Regions from separate parts of the Homo sapiens genome. Here region 2 is linked to region 1. Evidence: read pairs that join two places in POLR2A ChIA-PET (ENCODE). Cell type or tissue: GM12878. All regions are shown on one strand. Region 1 overlaps CD274 (CD274 molecule). Region 2 overlaps PDCD1LG2 (programmed cell death 1 ligand 2).

Evidence for each region. ChIA-PET counts read pairs that join two places held together with the same protein. Peaks named below come from ENCODE experiments on the same cell type or tissue, not always from the same donor. Only the 100,000 strongest peaks of a DNase experiment are listed, where the experiment ranks them.
Region 2: POLR2A ChIA-PET joins it to region 1 with 5 read pairs; 6 of 35 experiments call an interaction of 5 or more read pairs at or near these places.

The regions. Positions count from the first base shown.
Region 1 is chr9:5,460,838-5,465,837 of GRCh38, forward strand. It overlaps CD274 (CD274 molecule), which reads left to right. Exons shown (of 7, transcript NM_014143.4): 4 at 1,997-2,284; 5 at 4,662-4,769. The region is part of intron 2 of INCR1 (interferon stimulated noncoding RNA 1); the gene reads right to left. Among named protein-coding and RNA genes, the nearest start is that of CD274, 13 kb to the left of the region's middle. In GM12878, no CTCF peak of the experiment used is centred here; no DNase peak of the experiment used is centred here.
Region 2 is chr9:5,533,107-5,538,106 of GRCh38, forward strand. PDCD1LG2 (programmed cell death 1 ligand 2) reads left to right here. Exons shown (of 7, transcript NM_025239.4): 3 at 1,639-1,944. All of the region lies in intron 1 of INCR1 (interferon stimulated noncoding RNA 1), which reads right to left. Among named protein-coding and RNA genes, the nearest start is that of PDCD1LG2, 25 kb to the left of the region's middle. In GM12878, no CTCF peak of the experiment used is centred here; no DNase peak of the experiment used is centred here; H3K27ac peaks cover 1,818 bases.

The DNA.
Region 1 (5,000 bases):
CATGCACATTTGTGTGTAATTATAAAAATTTTACTTTCTGTTAATATATAAGTTGTATCATAAGAAACTGCCGTTTTTGAAGAGCAAAAAAAGGTTGAATGTTACCAGTTACATCTGGTTCAACCTAATAGACATTTGTACAAAAACAGACATTTTAAGAGGTTGAAATAAAAATTTAATAAACAATATTTTCAGTTTTTACTAATTGTGATGCTTCACTATCATTAGCTAATATGTCAAGGCATAATATACCTTAGGGTGAACTTTATCATTAACAAAGGTGGATGGTGTCAATAATCTTGAGGTTTGTGTTTTTTTATATAACACTGCGAGGTCTAATTAAGTACTTACTGTTTACCACCTCATACAGTGGCCGATAAAAAGTGTCACTTCTGCTGTTTCCTCTGGGTTGTGCTTGAATTATTAGTATTATCTTCAGTCCTCAGTTTCTTTGTGGGAAACTTTTTAATTAGTTGTTTAATTTTGTAAGATGGTTAGTTTAGTCAAAATTAGATAAGAGAATTTGAAAATCCGTAGCTACCCCAAAGCAACCTACACATAAGAACTATTATTTTTGTGTTTTGAAATCATAATTTTATTGATTTCCAGTGTTTCCACTGGTAGTGGTTTCATTGATATAGGAGTATCAAAACATCACTCATTATTTATTTCAGTTTCATTTGATCCTAGCCGTTTTGTATTAACTCTCTGTGAAGAAATTACCTCACAAATCTATTGCTGTCCTTGGTAAAGGAATGGAGAATTAAGGCTCTAGATCATTAGTGGTTACACTATAGTATTAGAAGTAAAAAAAAGATTATACCAACAAAATAAGAACATGTTAATGTACTTGTAATGAATAAACATGAATAAAGCTCTTATGCTATATAGGTGCACTAAACAATCTACTAGAATTGTCAGCAAACTACGTATCTTAATCCTGAAAGGGTCCCAAACCAATGATCTAAAATTGAATCAAACTTTCTTCCTTGAGCATAATTACTTAAATGATTTATTAAAATAGCCAGCATTTAAAAGCTTAAAATGTAAATATCATAATGTGGTATCCTAGATAGCATCCCAGAACAGAAAAAGGATATTAGGGAAAAACTGGAGGAATGGAATAAATTATGCAGTTTAGTTATTAATAATGTACTAACGTCCTTAGTTATGACGATTGTACCATGGTAATGTAAGATACTAACAATAGAGGAAACCGGGTAAGGAGTATACAGTAACTCTATACTATCTTTGCAACTTTTTTGTAAATTTAAAACTTCTAAAATAAAGAACAAATTTAAACATTAAAAAGTATCACCAGGAACATATATCACTGTTTACAGATGAAATACTATGTATTTTCATATCTAATTTCTGATCATTGACTTCAAATCAGAAAAGTGAATGACACCTCAAAATCAGGTTTTCTGTTTACTGAAGTCTAAGAAAAGAAAGCATACCAGCTGGAGAGATTCATGTTTATAAAGACAGATTTATAACAACAAAAATAAAATATCCAAGAATAAATTTAAGAAGAAGCACTTTACTGAGAAACATATGAAAACCTGAACAAATGGAGAGGGATATTTTGTATTTGAATAGAAAGACTTCTGGTTTAAAGATAATTCTCTTTAAATTATTTTTTGTAGAAATTTAAGGGGTACAAGAGCAGTGTTGTCACATGGATATATTACATAGTGGTGAAGTCTGGGGTTTTAGTGTAAATTAATCTTTACATTTTGTTTGAGCCCAATAAATGTACCAACATGATTTTTATAGAAAGATAGTCATTCCTATTAATCCAAACTTGTCCCAACTTTGAATTGAATTGAGGCAGAGCTAGCAGGTGTTCCCCACGGCTGAGGCATCTGAACATTAAGCATATCCCTCTGAGAACCAGCCTGCATTGATACTCTTTCTAATGTGGACAGCATCAAGCTATGTACGTAGTTCTGTGCTCAGCAAAAGCCCTGACTTCTTTTTGTTTATGTCCTAGCCCCATACAACAAAATCAACCAAAGAATTTTGGTTGTGGATCCAGTCACCTCTGAACATGAACTGACATGTCAGGCTGAGGGCTACCCCAAGGCCGAAGTCATCTGGACAAGCAGTGACCATCAAGTCCTGAGTGGTAAGACCACCACCACCAATTCCAAGAGAGAGGAGAAGCTTTTCAATGTGACCAGCACACTGAGAATCAACACAACAACTAATGAGATTTTCTACTGCACTTTTAGGAGATTAGATCCTGAGGAAAACCATACAGCTGAATTGGTCATCCCAGGTAATATTCTGAATGTGTCCATTAAAATATGTCTAACACTGTCCCCTAGCACCTAGCATGATGTCTGCCTATCATAGTCATTCAGTGATTGTTGAATAAATGAATGAATGAATAACACTATGTTTACAAAATATATCCTAATTCCTCACCTCCATTCATCCAAACCATATTGTTACTTAATAAACATTCAGCAGATATTTATGGAATATACCTTTTGTTCCATGCATTGTAGTACTCATTGGATACACATAGAATAATAAGACTCAGTTCACACTCTTCAGGAAACAGATAAAAAACTAAGAAACAAACAAAAAACAGGCAATCCAACACCATGTGGGAAATGCTTTCATAGCCGGGAAACCTGGGGAATACCTGAGAGGAATACTCAATTCAGGCCTTGTTTCAGGAATCCAAATCCTGGCACATCAGAGCTGCTTCCCTCTTTCCAGGGTGGCAGGAAATAAATGGAACATATTTTTCTATCTTATGCCAAACATGAGGGACCCTTTCTCCCCGGTGCCTCTCCCAAGGTAGTCTACAATATTTCAACTCTAGCAGTCTGCTTAGTGCATAGAACATGAGGCTGTGTGTCCCTGGGCAAATTACTAGACTTCTGTGTGCTTCACTTTCCCTGTAGGATTATAATCTACTGAGCAAGCTTATTGTAAGGGTCAGATTAGCAACAGTGTATGAAAATGATTTGAGACCATTGCCTGCACAAATTCAACTATTTTTTTTTATCTCACTACTCTACAGAAGTAGGTAGGGTGGGAGACAGAGTCTGATGAGAGGCTCAGAATGTGAAAGAAAGTGAGGCGAGTGAGCATGATATTTAATATAAACACAAAGATATTCTGAGAAGAGCTGCTCACTGCCCCCTCCCCCAATACATGTTGATAGGAAAATGCCACGTACTTCAGCAAAAACAACTGAAAAATTAGATAGAAAAGTCAATCAATAGGAAAAGATAATCCAGGACGGTGTTGTGAACAGAAAGAGGGGGAAAAAACTTTAGAAAATGATGGGGATGCTCTTACTGGGGTACGAGTCCTCAGGTATTGAACTGGCTTTCAGTAAAAGCTAGATTAGTGGGTTCCTGCCATTTACAAGCTGTTTTATGACAACTTACTTGTTGGGTGGCCTACAGTAACTCACCTAACTGCACTGAGTCTGTTTCCTCATCTGTAAATTGGGGATTTTTTTTTAAATACCTGGCATGCCTAACTCATAAAGTTGTTCTGAAACTGAAATAAAACATACGTGAACAGGCATTGTAAACTGTAAGTTACGGAAAAAGCTGGCTGTTGTTGTGTCTTTAAAGTTTCACCTGGGTAGTCAAAGATGGATCATGGGTCTCAGTGGAGAGCTGAGCCAGGCAGGAGCTGACTAAGGGTGAGAGGTGGGAGTTAGCAGCCTCTGAACATCTGTGTACCATGGGACCCCCTTTCCTCCTGCATGGTACCCCAGACAAGGAGCCTAGTAAGAGATACTAATGGCTTGTTGTCCAGAGATGTTCAAACTGCAGAGAAAGATAAGACAACAAGCATTGGCCTCCAATCATGATGACAGATAGGAGGAGGTGGGAGCTCCTTAGCAGTGCTGGTTGGCCTTCCATGTTCTACTGTGGGCCATCTCTGCCATGTACTGTAGGCTACTAGCTTCTATATTAAAGAATGCAAGAGGGGCCAGGAGCGGAGGCTCATGCCTGTAATCTCAGCACTTTGGGAGGCCAAGGTGGGCAGATCACTTGAGGTCAGGAGTTTGTGACCAGCCTGGCCAACATGGTGAAACTCTGCCTTTACTAAAAATATAAAAATTAGCTGGGTGTGGTGGTGTGCACCTGTAATCCCAGCTACTCGGGAGACTGAGGCACAAGAATTGCTTGAACCTGGGAGGCGGAAGTTGCAGTGAGCCCAGATTGCGCCACTGCACTCCACCCTGGGCAACAGAGAAAGACTCTGCCTCAAAAAAAAAAAAAAAAAGCAAGAGGAAGTGAAATAATCAAGGCCGCCATTTAATAGTGAGCAGCCACTCCATGTGGTACTGTGCAAGCACATTATAAATATTAGCCTCACAAGAAATGTATTAGCATTTGTATTTTGTACACTGGTTAAGTATCTTGCCCAAGACCTCAAAACTGGTTAAGGGCAGCAGAATTTAGCCCCAGCACCACCTTTTCAAAGCCTGGGCTTCTCACACTTCTCCATGCTGTTCCCATTTTAACACAGGTATCTCGCCATTCCAGCCACTCAAACTTTGGCATTTAAGAAAATTATCCTAAAGCTAAACTAAACTTCAAGGATGACCATTCTCCTGACCCCTTCCCATCAAAATTTTATCTTTAGTCAGTTTGTTTTCGTTTTGTTTTGTTTTTCAGAACTACCTCTGGCACATCCTCCAAATGAAAGGACTCACTTGGTAATTCTGGGAGCCATCTTATTATGCCTTGGTGTAGCACTGACATTCATCTTCCGTTTAAGAAAAGGTAGTATTTCCTTAATTGCAGTGGTCTCCACTGGGGGTGAGGAAGGGGTGAGAATTGGATCATGGCTGCAAGGAAACCCGACTTAACCTCTGCAAGGTGGTGCAAAGGCATTCCACTGTTCAACAGCAATTATATTGAAGCTGAGTGGGATCACTGGGTGAAGATGAAGCGTAAGGGGTGAGGGGCAGGAGAATGGGTATGGATGGAGGTAGAAGATGCAGTGTCATACAG
Region 2 (5,000 bases), 72 kb after region 1:
ATTTGTTGAATGAATGATTTGATTGAATGAATGAATAAATGAATGAAGCAAGCTCTACTGAACATAATTTGATCTAATCTTCTGTGATTATTCAGAAACTACTTCAAGATTTTCCTATACCTCCATCATAATGAATACCCATTCATTAATGATGGAAGCAGCCTAATTTTGTCATTTTTCACACTTTATTGATGTAACACTACCTTTACTAGTTTGGCCACTCCTTATGCTTTTTTTATAGAACTATTTAGATCAATTCAACTTTTAAAAAATAAAGCCACATACCCCTGTGGTAGATGAAAAACAAGTATCATTTGCACTGGTAAATAGAGAATAGGAAGAAAAATAAATGCAGTGAAAATAAAGCAGTGTTATCAAATCCTACCCAGATACTGTTATCTACCCGGAAGCTTCCTGTTTGATTAAAAGGAAAAATAGCCAGTGTTAGAGGTGTGGAAGTCTAGTTGAAATTATATGCAATTGAAGGATTAAAATAGAATTGAAAAGGGAATAAATTCCTCTCTGAATAATTTAACTCCCTTTAGGCTTTGATTCTGCCTCATCTAAAATCATCTTACATACTTCTAGTGGCGTGTCCCTCACATTTTGGTAAACTCTGAGTGGAAACTACGGATTTTGTAGTCAAACATCTGACTGGCTCTGGATTTTAACTTTACTAACATATGTCCTGAAGTGAACTGCTTGGAGCCAGTTTCCTCAACTATATAACCATAATGACAAAACAGGTTTCACGGTCATGTTTTCAGTATTAAACAATATAGTTAAAAGTACCTAGCACAGTGCCTGGCATAGAACATACTAGATATACATTAAGTATCAGTTCCATTTTTCCTTTCCCTTTATTGTCAGAAAATAGAAAGCATCTACAGTGGGCTTGTATGATGTGGTGGTTAGAAATACCTGATCTGATTCTGGCTGTGCAATCTTGGGCAAGTTACTTAACCTTTTTGTGCCTCATTTTTGTTTTCTGAAAAAAAGGATAGAATATTATTACCTACCTTGCTGGCTTCTGGGAAGAAGCTCAGTGAGACGATGTGTTAGCAGAGTGTCTGACAATTGTAAGAATTCAACAAGTAATAGTTATTATTACCATCACTGGTGAGAGGAAGTGATACCTGGCACAAAAATATATGGATTAATCAATATGGATTGAGGGAAACAAACCTGGAGAATAGGATGTGAAGGTATTTAAGTAACATGAGCTCAGACCTTGATGGTAGGGAAGTCGAAAGGAAGCATTTTGTTCTTATATGACAGATGACCTGGAATGACTGCAGGGCTTGGGGGGTCAGGGACTGGAGGTGGGAGAGGCCTCTGAGAGCAAGCAGTGCTGTCCACCAGAAGCTCTTGCTGGGGTGCCCAGAGAGGAGCAAAGGGCAGTCAGCTGCACAGGAGGGAATGTTTGGAGGAGAGAGCCACCTCAGATCAGCGGGTCAAGAATCCCACTCTTGCCCAGATGGATGGGGCAAAGGAGAAAAAGGATTCGCCACGGGAATGTCCAGATAAGACAGGTGCCTTTTGGAAAATGGGGGTGAGATGGGTCTCAGGTTACACTTCGTAAGAACTGGAATGTAAAGTAAAGGCAGACAATGACAAAATATCTTGTTTTCTTTTCAGCTTTATTCACAGTGACAGTCCCTAAGGAACTGTACATAATAGAGCATGGCAGCAATGTGACCCTGGAATGCAACTTTGACACTGGAAGTCATGTGAACCTTGGAGCAATAACAGCCAGTTTGCAAAAGGTGGAAAATGATACATCCCCACACCGTGAAAGAGCCACTTTGCTGGAGGAGCAGCTGCCCCTAGGGAAGGCCTCGTTCCACATACCTCAAGTCCAAGTGAGGGACGAAGGACAGTACCAATGCATAATCATCTATGGGGTCGCCTGGGACTACAAGTACCTGACTCTGAAAGTCAAAGGTGAGTGGTGTCAAGGACTAGAATCCATGGAAGCATCTCTCCAACAGAGGATCTGCAAGTCACAGAAACCCATTAAAGGTAGCTCAAGCAAAAACAAGCAGGCTGCTTTTAAGGAGACAGCTATTTCAGAGAAAATGAAAGCATCTGCTCGGAAATAATTTTTGACATCTGAGTACAAAGCAGCCGAAGTACAAGTGAAAGGGGGTAGGACCTATAGGAATAAAATGGGACTGGAGGAAGCCAGGAAAATTAGTCCCTGAAATGTGGGAGGGTATGAAAAATAAGCTTTGCCTAATTCACAATTCTCCCATGGAACATCCCTGACTTGATTATTAAGATACTCTTTTTCAATAGTTTATACCCTGAATCCAGAGTTTTTAAAACCATGGTTTGCCGCCCATTCATGGATTAAAATATCAATTTAGTGAGTAGCAACCAGATGCACGTTTCCCGCCCTTTAAAAAATAATGTATAGAAGAGAATAGACAGAGTAGATCAGACGACATCACAGAGTAGGACTGAGTACTGTAAAACTAATTTCTGAGGGACGTGTGTGTGTGTGTGCGTGTTGGGTCATGGTATAAATTTTTTTTTTCTTACTTTGGATCATAAAAAGTTACAAGTTTGGAAAACACTGCTCAAATGCAAGCCCTATTTATTGCAGATGAAGTAGCTGAGATCCAGAGAAGGGAAGTGGGTAGCCCAAGAGAGTCCCATGAAGTCTATAGCTGTCCCTATTCCTCTGGATTCAGGGATCTCTCCACTCCAGCACAATTGAAAATCTAAATATAAAGAGAATCTTCACACTCTTGTTTGTTCTAGAAAAGGTGATTTGAGGAAAGACATATAACAACTATAAAAAATAGATTTTGCTTGTTCATTGGCTTATGGTCTCCAGGCTTGAATGCTCTGAGATAAATGATGCCAATATTTCTCTGGCCTCTTCCCCTCCCACGCATTGGACCTCAGATGGTCTGTACTGTCTTCTAGAGGGTTTGTGGGTTTTGGCCCCAAAAAACCATTAACCTTGGCAGAAAGTGTGTGACTTTATGATCTGGTACAAAGAAGGACAAACTAGAGGGACTGGACATGAGGATGAATATTGTGTTCGCCCTTATCCTTGGGCAGGTTATTTTGCCTTTCATAACCTCACATTTTGCTTATTTGTAGAAGACGAACAATAGTAGTACCAAACACACAGGATTGTTGTCAACATTGAGAGAGATAATGAACATAAAGAACTGAGCATGGTACCCGGCATATAATAAGTGTCCAGAGACTTGGTTAAAAGACCCTCAGTTGTTACAGGGGCAGTGACCTCCTCACACCTCAACCATCAATGAGTCACCAGGAAAGCCATTAGCCTAGATGTAACTGTTTTCTATCTTTATTGCATTTCCTACATCCAGGCAGCAGCTGGGAGGAACTCTAGAACACTGAAGTTTGTCTGAGTTCCCTTAATGTAAGGCTGTACATTCTCAGGATGCCTTGATGTACTCGAATATCTGCAACCCTAAATCACCACCTCTGTTTTTATTGATCTCTATCTGAATGCTGTATTAATGGGCCAGGCCTTCTGCCCATTCTCTCAAACTGAGAACTGTCTCTCATTCCTGGGGAGGCACCCTGCCTACTCCTTACCTAGATCAGGGATTTCTCAGTTGTGGAGAGATTTGTTCCTTATAGTGTTGGTCATCAAACTGGGATATTTGGGGATTACAAAGACTTTTCAAGGGATGTATGGGCACAGGCAGTTTTAGGAAGTGAGTTCCTAGATCCTCATCTTCCCCAAATACTCGTTCCCAAAATTGACGAGCCTGACAATGTGCATGCCAGGCAAGGCTCTTGGGGTTCCCCTAAAACACTTCCTCTTTTAAGCCTACCACTCACTCATCATGAATATAGTCCATTGTCCCAGGGTGTAAAACCCTCTATAGTGTTAAATAAAAGAATGATTGGGAACATTGACACCTGATGGAACTGTTATGACTAAAAACCCTTTTGCAAATAATGTGGTATCTAATTTTCTGCTTTCAACAAAATTGAAGGAGGCCCTTATAAAGTTAATAACTGATAATCAAAAATGAGTAATTTTTGCCATGTAAATCAGGTCAAAGAATGAAATGGCATTGCTGTAACGAAACTGCTTCCATTCCCATTGATTTACTCATACGAACAAGATTCCTTAGCCTTTATAAGCTACAAAAAAATGAAAAATAGAAATAGAATTGAGGCTGAATTCTATTATATAAAATCATTCCAACCATGTCATATGGTTCTTCGGATTCATGAATAATTTGGAAAAGAGAGCCATATCCATCTTATTAAGGGACACATTCCCAATAAATTTTCATCTTTCATGTTTAATAATTATCAATATTCATAACATTTTACATTTTGATCAAATATGTGTTAATAATAATAGAAATAAATGTCCAACAACGATAGACTGGATTAAGAAAATGTGGCACGTATACACCATAGAATACTATGCAGCCATAAAAAATGATGAGTTCATGTCCTTCGTAGGGACATGGATGAAGCTGGAAACCATCATTCTCAGCAAACTATCCCAAGGACAAAAAACCAAACACCGCATGTTCTCACTCATAGGTGGGAATTGAACAATGAGAACACATGGACACAGGGAGGGGAACATCACACACTGGGGACTGTTGTGTGGTCGGGGGAGGGGAGAGGGATAGCATTAGGAGATATACCTAATGTTTAATGACAAGTTAATGGGTGCAGCACACCAATATGGCACATGTATACATATGTAACAAACCTGCACGTTGTGCACATGTACCCTAAAACTTACTGTTAAAAAAAAAAATTAGATCTTAATGCAGAACACCCTGAACATTTAAAGCTTCATAGTCACAAGAGAAAAGTTTTCATTTCAATAGCTATAAATATTTTGTTGTTGTAAAGACATATAACGATAATCAATACAAAATCTGTCAAACAAAAATATGTTACATTAAGATAAAATTCTGTAGGGAAGGTGAAATTGGAAGTGAGTTTCAATGAATGAAAAGAAACAATTTAGACAG